2 separate regions of the Homo sapiens genome follow, and region 2 is linked to region 1. The links are chromatin loops, found by intact Hi-C in ENCODE. Cell type or tissue: PC-9. All regions are shown on one strand. Each heading gives the region's core, and the rest is flanking DNA. Links, peaks and the distances in the headings are about the cores only.

Region 1 (8,266 bases), core at 1,504-6,503:
TTTTTTAAACTGTCTCTTACTTTTCCCCCACTCCCACCCCCACTGTTCTTAGCTAGGGGCCAAGTTCAATCAAACATCCCCCAGTTGGCACCAAATGGGCACCTGAGGGTAATAGGGCGCAGTGGCACTTTCCCGCCTCCTTCTTTCTCCGGTTGCCAGAAGAAACCCAGCTGGGTCCCTCAGCCAACACAGGCCCCTAACTTAAGTTTAATAGTACAGCATTTTTACTACTTTTGGCCAGGGCATTTTGAGAAAGGGTAATATATGTGAAAAATATACCCTAAAAAATTCTGTTTAGAAAACAATTCCAGTCTAAGCGCTCCATGCTCTCAGTTTCTGGCCCTCTTTTCAGGAAAGCAGCTCCGGCAACCACACAGTTTAGATCCATTTTGGGGTGGGTGGGGGGGGGTTCCATTTCCTTCCTATGGGATTTTTTTATTAGGTGTTTTTTTGGTTTGTTTGTTTTTTGCTATTTTTCTTTCCCTATGCTGGTTTACTGCCTTGTATCTATCTACCCCCAAAGAAAGAGTTTAAGAACCTCAAGTAAGTATTATTGGATTTTTCTTAGTGTATTTTTGGATATTTCTGGTTGGGAGTGTGTGGTCGGGATCTGTGTGTCTGTGCTGGGAGGGTGGTGGGCTGCATGCCCAACGATGATGGCCATGAAGGCCTGGGAGAGTCAGCAGAGCCTCCCGAGCATGTGTCGAACATGGAATTGCCCCTTGTTTCATGGTAGTGAAAACCCTACTGGTTAAAGGTTGAGGCACCTGGTAGGCTTGTAACAAGTATCCATTTTGTAGACAAGGGAAAGAGACAACATTAGGCACCATTTCTTGAACTTCGACTTTGCATTTCATAATCAATGCTCTAGGTGGTTTATTTCATTCAACCCTCACAACAGCACTGTGATGGTGACGTACTCCACTACACAGAGGAAGAAACTTCAGAGGTTAAAAGGGACACGGTTACTTCCTGTAGCACACGTGGAATAAGGCAGGATTCTAATCCAGGTCTGCCTTTCTACTGGAAAGAATCTAAACTGGGTGAAATTATTAAAAACCATGATCCCCACTCCCCAAAAGACAAAATATATTGACTGGGAACCACGAGTAAATGTTTGGGCCTCTTAGAAAGAGGCAACTGGTTGTAGAATCATTGCCTTGAGACATTTGAAAAGTTCAGTTCATTTCTCTGGGCTTCCTCCTCCTCTGAAAAAGGAGCATGTTGGGCTTGATTCAAGAGAGCGAGGAGACCTCACAATTTGCTGTTACCCCCAGCAACCTCCAGTGCTTCCCCGTGCGCCATGGCAGACGTCACTAACAGACAATGCATGGGGCCTCAGACTCCTTCTCTACACAACATTCTAGGCAGCTACTAACAACATTCTCACTGCCCTTCAAGGCAGCACAGCCGGCTGTGGCATCCCCCAACCTCCAGTCATCTGTTCATCTCCTTCATAATTTTTACTGTATCCATCCTCCCTATCATCTCAATATATTTACTTACTTGATTTATAGCGATTCCCTTTTTTTAAGCCAAAGAATAGCCTTTTTCTAAGAATAATATCCATGGTTTAATGTGGTAACAATAAGATTTTGAATACGTTTTTAAAGTACATAATTATATAATTTTTAAATAAAGTTGTCCAGGATCCATTCAAGGTTAACTTAGCATGTTTTCAACACTTTCTATGATGCTGGCATGGCAGGAAGACCGGAGATGTGAGGCTCAAAGAGACTTAGTTGGAACCCCGCTCAATCTTGTACCAATTCCGTGGCCTTGAGCAAATTATGTAATCTTTTTGAGTCTCAAGTCCCAATTATGGGAATAATAAGCCTTTCTTTGCTATACTGTCTTGAGGGTGAAAGTTAACTTAATGCAATAGTCTGCACAAAGCTCCCGGCATAGTCTTTGGTACAAGGTAGATATTCAATAAATGGCCACCATTGCAATTGTTTGTATGCTAATACACTGTGTTGCTGGTATCACAGTCCCCAGCGCTGTATGAAAGTCCCTTTCTTTCCTGAAACCCAAGCTGGATCCCATCTGTCCAAATGCCTGGGACTCCCAGATTATAGGATTGAGGGTCCTCAAAGATGATGTTCTTTAGGGACAAATATTTACCCAAAGTAGGTCCTTAAAGAATTCTGTCATTGCTGTCCTCTCAGAGGAGCCTGGCAGCACTGTCACAGGAGCATGGCTTTGGTAATAAGACTCTGTCATCATTAGGGAGCCATTTTATTTTTGTGACACTGTCATCCCCAGGTCCCAGCACACCTGATTACATAAGTGGCTTTTCTTTCCTGCCTCGTCTCTGTTATTACTTCTAATGTTTTTCTGCTTCTGAAGGATGGGAAGAATGAAGCCTATCTATGAACAAGGCCTCTAAGTTGGGGACTGGAGTAGAAAATACAAAACAACCTTTCCCTGTCTCTGTGACCAGCTGGACTGCCAGTGAGTCCCTGTTTTTATTTCTCCAAGCCCAGCTGAACATACCTATTTTATCGGTTGACTTTGTCAATGCAAAGCAGCAAGTGACACTGAAACACCTGTGTTTTGAGGCCCTGGTCATCTAAATTTGCCTGTGAAAAGTAGATGACACAGTAGCACAACACTGAATCCTCCCCCATGTTTTAGCCTGAAAGATGCCTTTGCTTATTTACTTAAAGAAAGGAGGGAAAGGAGTGGCAAACTGCCTGTGTCCTGAAAGACTTTAGGAGTTATTCCTGGTGCTCTCTTTCCGTGAACTCGGAGGTTTGGGGATAGGAGAAATGAGAAGGAAAGATGTGTCTCCAGAGTAAATGGTGAGATCTGCTCTCTCTGCTCCTGCCCACTCCCATATTGTATTCTCACTGAGGTCCTAACCAGCTGTTCTTAGAATGGGGGCTGGGGAGGGTGAGAAGTCTGCGGCCTCACTGATGCTGCTGGGGACAGATGTAGGTCCAAGGGTGATCATTTCTGCCAGGCAGAGGGGAGGGAAATTTCTGATAAAAACAATATAACTCAAAGAGAAAGGGAAGAACCAAAATCATGCCTGGAATGTAGGGAATTCACAGGGATGGGAGAGAAGATGAATAAAATGTCTGAAAAAGACACGGGAGGACAGGCAAGCAGCACATCTCCACCTCTGATTCTGCTCAACAGAACCCATCTCTTCCCATCAGACAATGGCAAATACCTGGGCAATCGTCAGCCACCTCATTCTCTGACCGGCTGTGAACCTAGACCCTCACAGTGTGTGTGTACATGTGTATGCAAAGCAATTAAAAAGGAAGACTGAAGACGAAACAAATCAATGTTTTTACAGATTCATAATAAGTTCCTTTCCATATATTTATTTATTTTCTCTTTCGCCACTAAAGATGCAACAGCAAACTTGCAGGGAGCAGTTGTTGCCAGAGGGTGAATCATGGCTCTATTGATTTGATTATGTAAAAGCTCAGAGGAACCTAAAGCCAGATACAGAAATATCTCATAGCCCTGAACCCTATGGGACACACACTAGTAAAAAAGCAATCTTTATATTGTTCCTGATAAAAGCATCATTAGTTTCCTCACAGTGAAACCATTTCTCTGCTGATACAGTATATGGTTTTCTTTTTCTCCAGAATCCACTCAGACATAATTAACACTCAGTTACTAGACTTGAGGTTCCCTGGGGTGACCTGCTCAAGTTGGGGAGGGGGGTGAGGGGCTAGAGATGGAAAGAAAGAAAGACTGAGAGAGAGGTGGGAAGGGAGGGAGGGGGCAGGGAGGAGAGAAGAGATAGGAGAAGGAGGGAGGCAGAGGCGGGTGGGGTGGGGGTACAGTATCGAGAATCTATCCTTCCTTGGCCTTCCTGAACACCGCCCCGTTGCCTGCACTGCGCGGGAGAAGAGAGCCAGCGCGGTGGCGCCCTCTGCTGGGCCTGCTTACCCTCCTCGCCACGCAATCTGGACCAAGCCCCAAGCCATGCAATTCCGGGGACGACTCTCTCCACCCCTCGTTCTTTGCTTCCTTAGGAATAGCACTCCAGCCATCGCCTTCCGGTGAGAGAAGTCTGGACTGACCTCTCTGCAGACAGACAAATGCCCACAGACGTGCTCACAGTTTGTGCTAAAACTGCAGCAGCAGCAGCAGCAACAGATAGCAATTATGCTGTGCCTCCTTGTCCCTGTCAGTGTAGGCAGTGGCTCCCTGAAAAGCCCTTGAATAAACAGTGTTGCTGGGGTCAGCAGGGCTGGCCTTGGATGGGATCTTAAGATTTAAAGGTTTGGAAAAATGGAACCTGGAAGGTCCTTCCATATCTCTATTTGACAGCTGGATGGCTAATGTCTATGAGCCCCAGGGACAGGTCCTGGCTGCCCACAGGAATGGGCTCTGGCTCAGAGAGCCTGCATACCAGGGGACTCTGTGTTCGTCTCCAACTGGGCCTCAGCTTCACTAAAGATAAGAGAAGAATGCCAAATGTATTGCTCATCCTATGGACTTCTAAGCAAATAATGGCCCTTTCAGGAAAAATAAAAATTGTTGATTTTAGAATTCCTGGATGTGAATTTGAATTCACTAAGACAGAAACCAAGTCACTTTACAAGGAGGCTATTCTTGCACCTTTCATGTATATTAACAAGCCCATGGATGTATATACAAACACATACATGCACACACACACACACGCACATGCATATGGTGGGTATTAAAACATAAATGCATGAACACTTTCACACACAGGGACACCCAACCAGAACCACATGTACACAGACCTCCAAACACATATATACAGATGTCTTCATGTAATCCCATATGGACTGCATCTTCCAGCCACAGACTCACCCTCCCCGCCTTCCTCCCTCTGCTCCCAAGTTGTGTGAAACTTGGGAAATTTCCTCTGGGAGTCATTCTGTTGCTCTATTGTTCCATCCTGAAGGCCCTTCCAGGGACCACTTCCCAGACAGCAAAGTCTCTGTGCTCCCACTGGCACCAGATCTCTGTACGTTCATTAGTTTAGGCAGATCACCGGGGATTTCAGTAAAGATTTCTGGAAAAATTTAAAGAGCAAAGCTCTGAGGTCAGGCAGGCTTAGTAGCTAACAGCATGGATTCTGAGCCAGATTGTCTGCATGCACCCTAGTGCTGTCATGCACTAGTGGTGTGCCTTGGTTGCCTCATCTATAAAATGGAAATAACAGTACCTGCCTAATGGGGTTGTGATGGTCATAAAATGGGTTAGTATTCAGAATCTGCTGGAACAGTATCTGACATATAATAATCACTACATAAATCTCTCTCAAATAAAAGTACATAACCCAGGCTGGTTGTGCTATTTCCTGAGTAATCCTGGGGTCCTCTTCCCCTATCTCTCATTAGGTAAAAGGAAGAAGAGAACACAAAGAAATGATGACCAGGGCCATGCACAGTGGCTCCCACCTGGAATCCCAGCACTCTGGGAGGCCGAGATGGTGGATCACTTGAGCCCAGGTGTTGGAAACCAGCCTGGGCAACATGGCGAAACCCCATCTCTAAAAAAAATACAGAAATCAGACGGGTGTGGTGGTGCATACCTGTAGTCACAGCTATGAGGGAGACTGAGGTAAGAGGATCACCTGAGCCCAGGAGGTCAAGGCTGCAGTGAGCTGGGATTGCACCACTGCACTCCAGCCTGGGTGACAGAGTGAGACCCTGTCTCAAAAAAAAAAAAAAAAAAAAAAAAAGGGAAGAGAAAGGAAAAGACATGATGACCAGACACATCCTTCATACTTTTTCAGTCTTAGGGACCCTTTCCTGTACCTCATTGATTAGCTTTATTATATGTTATAATAGCATCATGACCTGCAGTCAGTTTGAAAATCTGCAATGCCTCCTCATCTGCAAAGCCTCTTGAAAATCCCTTTTAGTGTACATGATTTTAAAAGTCAGATATAGGCAACTTTTAAACCTCATTTGTATTTTTATTTTACTTCAAGTTCTGGGACACAAGTGTAGAACTATTTGTTGCATAGGTATACGTGTGCCATGGTGGTTTGCTGCACCTGTCAACCCGTCATCTAGGTTTTAAGCCCTGCATATATTAGCTATTTGTCCCAATGTTCTCCCTCCCCTCGCCCCCACCCCCCAACTGGCCCCCATGTGTTAAACCTCATTTTAGACATTCATTTCAACCTTCTCCATTGATTTTTACCCCTCTTTCAAAAGTTAGAATTGTCAAAAAGTAGAATACTTGACTGTTTTATATTCCCTTCCTTATTTCTTTTTTCTTTCCCACTTTCTCATGGAAGTATAATTAACAGTGCAATAGCAGAAAGCATGGTGATTAGGGTCACAAGATAAGTTGGCCAGTGAGCTTTAAACCATCAATGCATTAGGAACAAAGCCAGATGCTGACATGATGGTCTTAGTAGGAAGCCTAATAATGGAACATGCCTCCATATTGATTTTCTTTAAATATCTGTTCAACATTTTTGTGGAGGAGTAAGGGAAAGAGAAAGAAGACAGTTAAGAAAAGTGATAGGTCTTTCCTTTGCTCTTCTAACAATTCTGCTCTGCCTCAAATTTGCATATGCCACTCAAATAAACAAAAGCTCTGCAGCAAACTAGACCTGATTTCCTTTGAAGATGAAAAGACATGCAAGTATTGTGAAAGCCCAACCCACTGCAAAGAACATTTAATTGAAATATTCCATCTACACATGTACTTTTGATGAATGCAACTTTTCTCATCTTGTTACATTTCTAGTAAGGTTTAGCATTCAAGTGATACTTCAGTGCTCCTATAGGAAGCAATGCCCCTGGAAACTGCACATAGACCCTACTCAGCAGCTGGTTTTGATTAGGAGGGAAATTTTTTCATAGATGCCTTTCTAGCTCTGGGTCAGAGAAGGCCCAAGACAGTGTCTGTGGTGGCATCTGTCCTCTGGAATGGCCCTGTGTTGCTCTTTGAAGGTCTTCTCATTCCAGGAATAACCTGGAAGACCCATGATTTCCTAAGTTGACATCCACACTCAACCCCCAGAGCAAGCTTGGTGGTTTCCACAGGAAAACATTTTTTGCCCTGGTTTTCCCCCTCAACCTCATATACCTAATTTATCTTTACAACACGGACTTTAAGAACCCACAAAATCTGCAGTGCCTTCTTGATAGTGAGTCTTGATAGAAATATTAAATCAATGTGCAAAAATCACAAGCATTCTTATACACCAACAACGGACAAACAGAGAGCCAAATCATGAGTGAACTCCCATTCACAATTGCTTCAAAGAGAATAAAATACCTAGGAATCCAACTTACAAGGGATGTGAAGGACCTCTTCAAGGAGAACTACAAACCACTGCTCAATGAAATGAAAGAGGACACAAACAAATGGAAGAACATTCCATGCTCATGGGTGGGAAGAATCAATATCGTGAAAATGGCCATACTGCCCAAGGTGATTTATAGATTCAATGCTATCCCCATCAAGCTACCAATGACTTTCTTCATAGAGTTGGAAAAAACTACTTTAAAGTTCACATGGAACCAAAACAGGGCCCGCATTGCCAAGTCAATCCTAAGCCAAAAGAACAAAGCTGGAGGCATCACGCTACCTGACTTCAAACCATACCACAAGGCTACAGTAACAAAAACAGCATGGTACTGGTACCAAAACAGATATATAGACCAATGGAACAGAACAGAGCCCTCAGAAATAATGCTGCATATCTACAACTACCTGATCTTTGACAAACCTGACAAAAACAAGAAATGGGGCAAGGATTCCCTATTTAATAAATGGTGCTGGGAAAACTGGCTAGCCATATGTAGAAAGCTGAAACTGGATCCCTTCCTTACACCTTATACAAAAATGAATTCAAGATGGATTAAAGACTTACATGTTAGACCTAAAACCATAAAAACCCTAGAAGAAAACCTAGGAAATACCATTCAGGACATAGGCCTGGGCAAGGACTTCATGTCTAAAACACCAAAAGCAATGGCAACCAAAGCCAAAATTGACAAATGGGATCTAATTAAACTGAAGAGCTTCTGCACAGCAAAAGAAACTACCATCAGAGTGAACAGGCAACCTACAGAATGGGAGAAAATTTTTGCAATCTACTCATCTGACAAAGGGCTAATATCCAGAATCTACAATGAACTCAAACAAATTTACAAGAAAAAAACAAACAACCCCATCAAAAAGTGGGTGAAGGATATGAACAGACACTTCTCAAAAGAAGACATTTATGCAGCCAAACGACACATGAAAAAATGCTCACCATCACTGGCCATCAGAGAAATGCAAATCAAAACCA
Region 2 (5,000 bases), core at 1-5,000, 280 kb before region 1:
ATAACAAAAGTCACCTTTGCTCCAGTTCCCTTCAAGTTCCTCATCTTCATCTGAGACCACGTCATCTGAATTTTATTGTCCATATTGCTATCAGCATTTTGGGCAAAGCCATTCAACACATCTCTAGGAAGTTCCAAACTTCCACATTTTCCTGTCTGTTGAGCCCTCCAAACTGTTCCAGCCTCTGCCTGTTACCCAGTTCCTAAGTCGCTTTCACATTTTCGGGTGTCTTTTCAGCAACGCCCCACTCTACTGGTACCAATTTACTGTATTAGTTTGTTTTCATGTTGCTGATAAAGACATACCAGAGACTAGGAACAAAAAGAGGTTTAATTGGACTTACAGTTCCCCATGGCTAAGGAGGCCTCAGAATCATGGTGAGAGGCGAAAGCCACTGCTTACATAGTGACAGCAAGAGAAAAAATGAGGAAGAAGCAAAAGCAGAAACCCCTGAAAAACCCATCAAATCTCGTGAGGCTTCATCACTATCTCGAGAACAGCATGGGAAAGACCAGCCCCCATGATTCAGTTACCTCCCCCGGGTCCTTCCTACAACATGTGGGAATTCTGGGAGATACTACTCAAGTTGAGATTTTGGTGGGGACAGAGCCAAACCATATCAAATCATTAGTACTGTTTGAGAGCATGTTCACTTTTTCTGAGCTGCTTATTGCTGTAGGTGAAAGCAAGTTTTACTCCTTATAAACTAAAATTTAGTCATATACAGTACCTAGTTTGTTAGCAGTGTTTAAAATATAAAAAGCACACACAGGTATAAAGTATAATGTTCCATAGCACATAAGCTGAAAAGCTCATAATTAATTTTTAAAATCCAAGATTTTAACTAGATATATTCATTCAGCAAACATTTTCATTAGTTTTCTGTGAATATAAGAGTGAAAAGTTACTATCCCTGTTGTCATGCAAACTGACAATTGCAATGCTATGTGATATTTGTATTATTGGGGATATGGACAACTAGAGGTATATGAGTATGCACCTCAGTGTCACATTTGGGCCTAGATACCTCCTCTGCCTTCTGTTAGCTGTGTCACCTTGAATAACACTTTTAAGCCTCTTAAACCTCAGCTTGGAGATGATAATAGTACCTACCTTCTGGTGGTTGTTGGGGAAATTATTCAAGATACTGCATATAGTCCGGGTGTGGTGGCTCACACCTGTAATCCCAGCACTTTGGGAGGCCGAGGTGGGATCATGAGGTCAAGAGATCAAGACCATTCTGGCCAACGTGGTGAAACCTCGTCTCTACTAAAAATACAAAAAGTAGCCAGGCGTGGTGGTGCACGCCTGTAGTCCCAGCTATTCGGGAGGCTGAGGCGGGAGAGTTGCTTGAACCTGGGAGGCAGAGGTTGCAGTGAGCCGAGATCATGCCTCTGTACTCCAGCCTGGTGACAGAGCGAGACTCCATCTCAAAAAAATAAAAAATAAAAAAAAATAAAGATACTGCATATAAAATACCTAGCAGAATACTTGGTGGAAAACAAATGTTCAAAACATATTAGCTATTGTTATTGTAACTCTAGTAGCGAAAGGAGTCTCTAAGTGTGTCTTGGGCAGTCAAGGAAGACTTTGCAAAAGAGGTAGGTAGCATTCAAAGTGATGCTCAAGAAATGAGTGTAGGGCCAGGCATGGTGGCTCATGCCTATAATCCTAGCACTTTGGAGGGTCGAGGCAGGAAAATCACTTGAGCCCAGGAGGTCAAGGCTGCAGTGAGCCATGTTGGTGCCACTGCACTCCAGCCTGGGTGACAGGTGAGAACCTGTCTCAAAAAAAAAAAAAAAAAAAGAGAAAGAAAGAAATGAGATTAGGAGTTTTTCAGGAACACAGTAACAGAACAGCATCCACTCAAGGATAGAATTGGAAGAAGTGATAGCATGTTCCAGGATTTTGTGCATCAGTATTTCTGAAGCATAAGAACCTGGTCAGGCACCAGATCATGAGAGACCTTGTTATCCAGAAGATGGCATTTTTTTTTTTTTAATTTTTTTTTTTTATTATACTCTAAGTTTTAGGGTACATGTGCACATTGTGCAGGTTAGTTACATATGTATACATGTGCCATGCTGGTGCGCTGCACCCACTAACGTGTCATCTAGCATTAGGTATATCTCCCAATGCTATCCCTCCCCCCTCCCACGACCCCACCACAGTCCCCAGAGTGTGATATTCCCCTTCCTGTGTCCATGTGATCTCATTGTTCAGTTCCCACCTATGAGTGAGAATATGCGGTGTTTGGTTTTTTGTTCTTGCGATAGTTTACTGAGAATGATGGTTTCCAATTTCATCCATGTCCCTACAAAGGACATGAACTCATCATTTTTTATGGCTGCATAGTATTCCATGGTGTATATGTGCCACATTTTCTTAATCCAGTCTATCATTGTTGGACATTTGGGTTGGTTCCAAGTCTTTGCTATTGTGAATAGTGCCGCAATAAACATACGTGTGCCTGTGTCTCTATAGCAGCATGATTTATAGTCCTTTGGGTATATACCCAGTAATGGGATGGCTGGGTCAAATGGTATTTCTAGTTCTAGATCCCTGAGGAATCGCCACACTGACTTCCACAATGGTTGAACTAGTTTACAGTCCCACCAACAGTGTAAAAGTGTTCCTATTTCTCCACATCCTCTCCAGCACCTGTTGTTTCCTGACTTTTTAATGATTGCCATTCTAACTGGTGTGAGATGATATCTCATAGTGGTTTTGATTTGCATTTCTCTGATGGCCAGTGATGATGAGCATTTCTTCATGTGTTTTTTGGCTGCATAAATGTCTTCTTTTGAGAAGTGTCTGTTCATGTCCTTCGCCCACTTTTTGATGGGGTTGTTTGTTTTTTTCTTGTAAATTTGTTTGAGTTCATTGTAGATTCTGGATATTAGCCCTTTGTCAGATGAGTAGGTTGCGAAAATTTTCTCCCATGTTGTAGGTTGCCTGTTCACTCTGATGGTAGTTTCTTTTGCTGTGCAGAAGCTCTTTAGTTTAATTAGATCCCATTTGTCAATTTTGGCTTTTGTTGCCATTGCTTTTGGTGTTTTGGACATGAAGTCCTTGCCCACGCCTATGTCCTGAATGGTAATGCCTAGGTTTTCTTCTAGGGTTTTTATGGTTTTAGGTCTAACGTTTAAATCTTTAATCCATCTTGAATTGATTTTTGTATAAGGTATAAGGAAGGGATCCAGTTTCAGCTTTCTACATATGGCTAGCCAGTTTTCCCAGCACCATTTATTAAATAGGGAATCCTTTCCCCATTGCTTGTTTTTCTCAGGTTTGTCAAAGATCAGATAGTTGTAGATATGCGGCATTATTTCTGAGGGCTCTGTTCTGTTCCATTGATCTATATCTCTGTTTTGGTACCAGTACCATGCTGTTTTGGTTACTGTAGCCTTGTAGTATAGTTTGAAGTCAGGTAGTGTGATGCCTCCAGCTTTGTTCTTTTGGCTTAGGATTGACTTGGCGATGCGGGCTCTTTTTTGGTTCCATATGAACTTTAAAGTAGTTTTTTCCAATTCTGTGAAGAAAGTCATTGGTAGCTTGATGGGGATGGCATTGAATCTGTAAATTACCTTGGGCAGTATGGCCATTTTCACGATATTGATTCTTCCTACCCATGAGCATGGAATGTTCTTCCATTTGTTTGTGTCCTCTTTTATTTCCTTGAGCAGTGGTTTGTAGTTCTCCTTGAAGAGGTCCTTCACATCCCTTGTAAGTTGGATTCCTAGGTATTTTATTCTCTTTGAAGCAATTGTGAATGGGAGTTCACTCATGATTTGGCTCTCTGTTTGTCTGTTGTTGGTGTATAAGAATGCTTGTGATTTTTGTACATTGATTTTGTATCCTGAGACTTTGCTGAAGTTGCTTATCAGCTTAAGGAGATTTTGGGCTGAGACGATGGGGTTTTCTAGATAAACAGTCATGTCGTCTGCAAACAGGGACAATTTGACTTCCTCTTTTCCTAATTGAATACCCTTTATTTCCTTCTCCTGCCTGAATGCCCTGGCCAGAACCAGAAGAAGGCATTTTAATTGCATACTCTGTACCAGTCATCTCCTAAGTGGAACTTTTTTTAGATAGCTAATTTAGGCAGTTTATTGAGATATGTTAAGAAAGTGTTGAATTTCTGTTGATTTTTTTCCTTATCTTGTTATAATTTGTCTTATAATATTCATGTTATATGTGTAATATATTTATAAGGCATTAAATATTAGTATTGTAAGTACGTGTATGTAATTTGAACGTGATAGTCAACCAGTATACAATTGTGACCCAATAATTGTTTTTATGGCTGGTGTTTGTTCTAATCAGTAATGGCATGTTGGCATCTGTTCAGATTGATTGTTGCCTTGTTGCCTGGCCCTACCGGTTATTAACCCTTTTTTTTTTTTTTTTTTGGAGTTGGAGTCTCACTGTCGCCCAGGCTACAGTGTAGTTGCACAATCTCAGCTCATTGCAACCTCTGCCTTTTGGGTTCAAGCGATTCTCATGCCTAAGCCTCCATAGTAGCTGGGACTACAGGCGCCTGCCACCACACCTGGCTAATTTTTGTATTTTTAGTAGAGATGGGGTTTTGCCATGTTGGCCAGGCTGGTCTTGAACTGCCGACCTCAGATCATCCACCTGCCTTAGCCTCTCAAAGTGTTGGGATTACAGGCGTGAGCCGCCAGGCCTGGCCTTATTAACACATTTCAATCTTACTCCTGTAAATATACCAGAGTGGCACTGTGTGCTAATATTTTGTAACTGATCATGGGCCTGTTGACTACTCTTCTGGAAGACAGGGAGCCATTACAGAACTTTGGGCAAGAGAGTGAAATGATTAAAAGTCGTGTGTTAGAATTCACTGAATCATCCTGAGGGCTAAGTTAGCATTGGAAAGGCCATAGGAGGAGCTATCACTTCCTAATTTATTTAGGTGTAAGCATATAGATCATAGTTCAGTCACAGACATCACCCATCTTGATGGAAGACTTATGAAAGAA

What was found. A loop is a pair of places that touch in the nucleus more often than their neighbours do. Peaks named below come from ENCODE experiments on the same cell type or tissue, not always from the same donor. Only the 100,000 strongest peaks of a DNase experiment are listed, where the experiment ranks them.
Region 2: a loop joins it to region 1, with 8 times the contacts of the local background. A loop is called at or near these places in 3 of 110 quality-filtered maps.

Annotation. Positions count from the first base shown.
Region 1 is chr9:16,187,991-16,196,256 of GRCh38, reverse strand. No RefSeq gene overlaps it. Among named protein-coding and RNA genes, the nearest start is that of LINC03041, 84 kb to the left of the region's middle. In PC-9, for the core only: a CTCF peak has its summit at 3,933 (motif pointing left); a DNase peak (open chromatin) is centred at 4,416; H3K27ac peaks cover 1,195 bases.
Region 2 is chr9:16,464,847-16,469,846 of GRCh38, reverse strand. The region is part of intron 5 of BNC2 (basonuclin zinc finger protein 2); the gene reads left to right. Among named protein-coding and RNA genes, the nearest start is that of LINC03041, 190 kb to the right of the region's middle. In PC-9, for the core only: no CTCF peak of the experiment used is centred there; no DNase peak of the experiment used is centred there.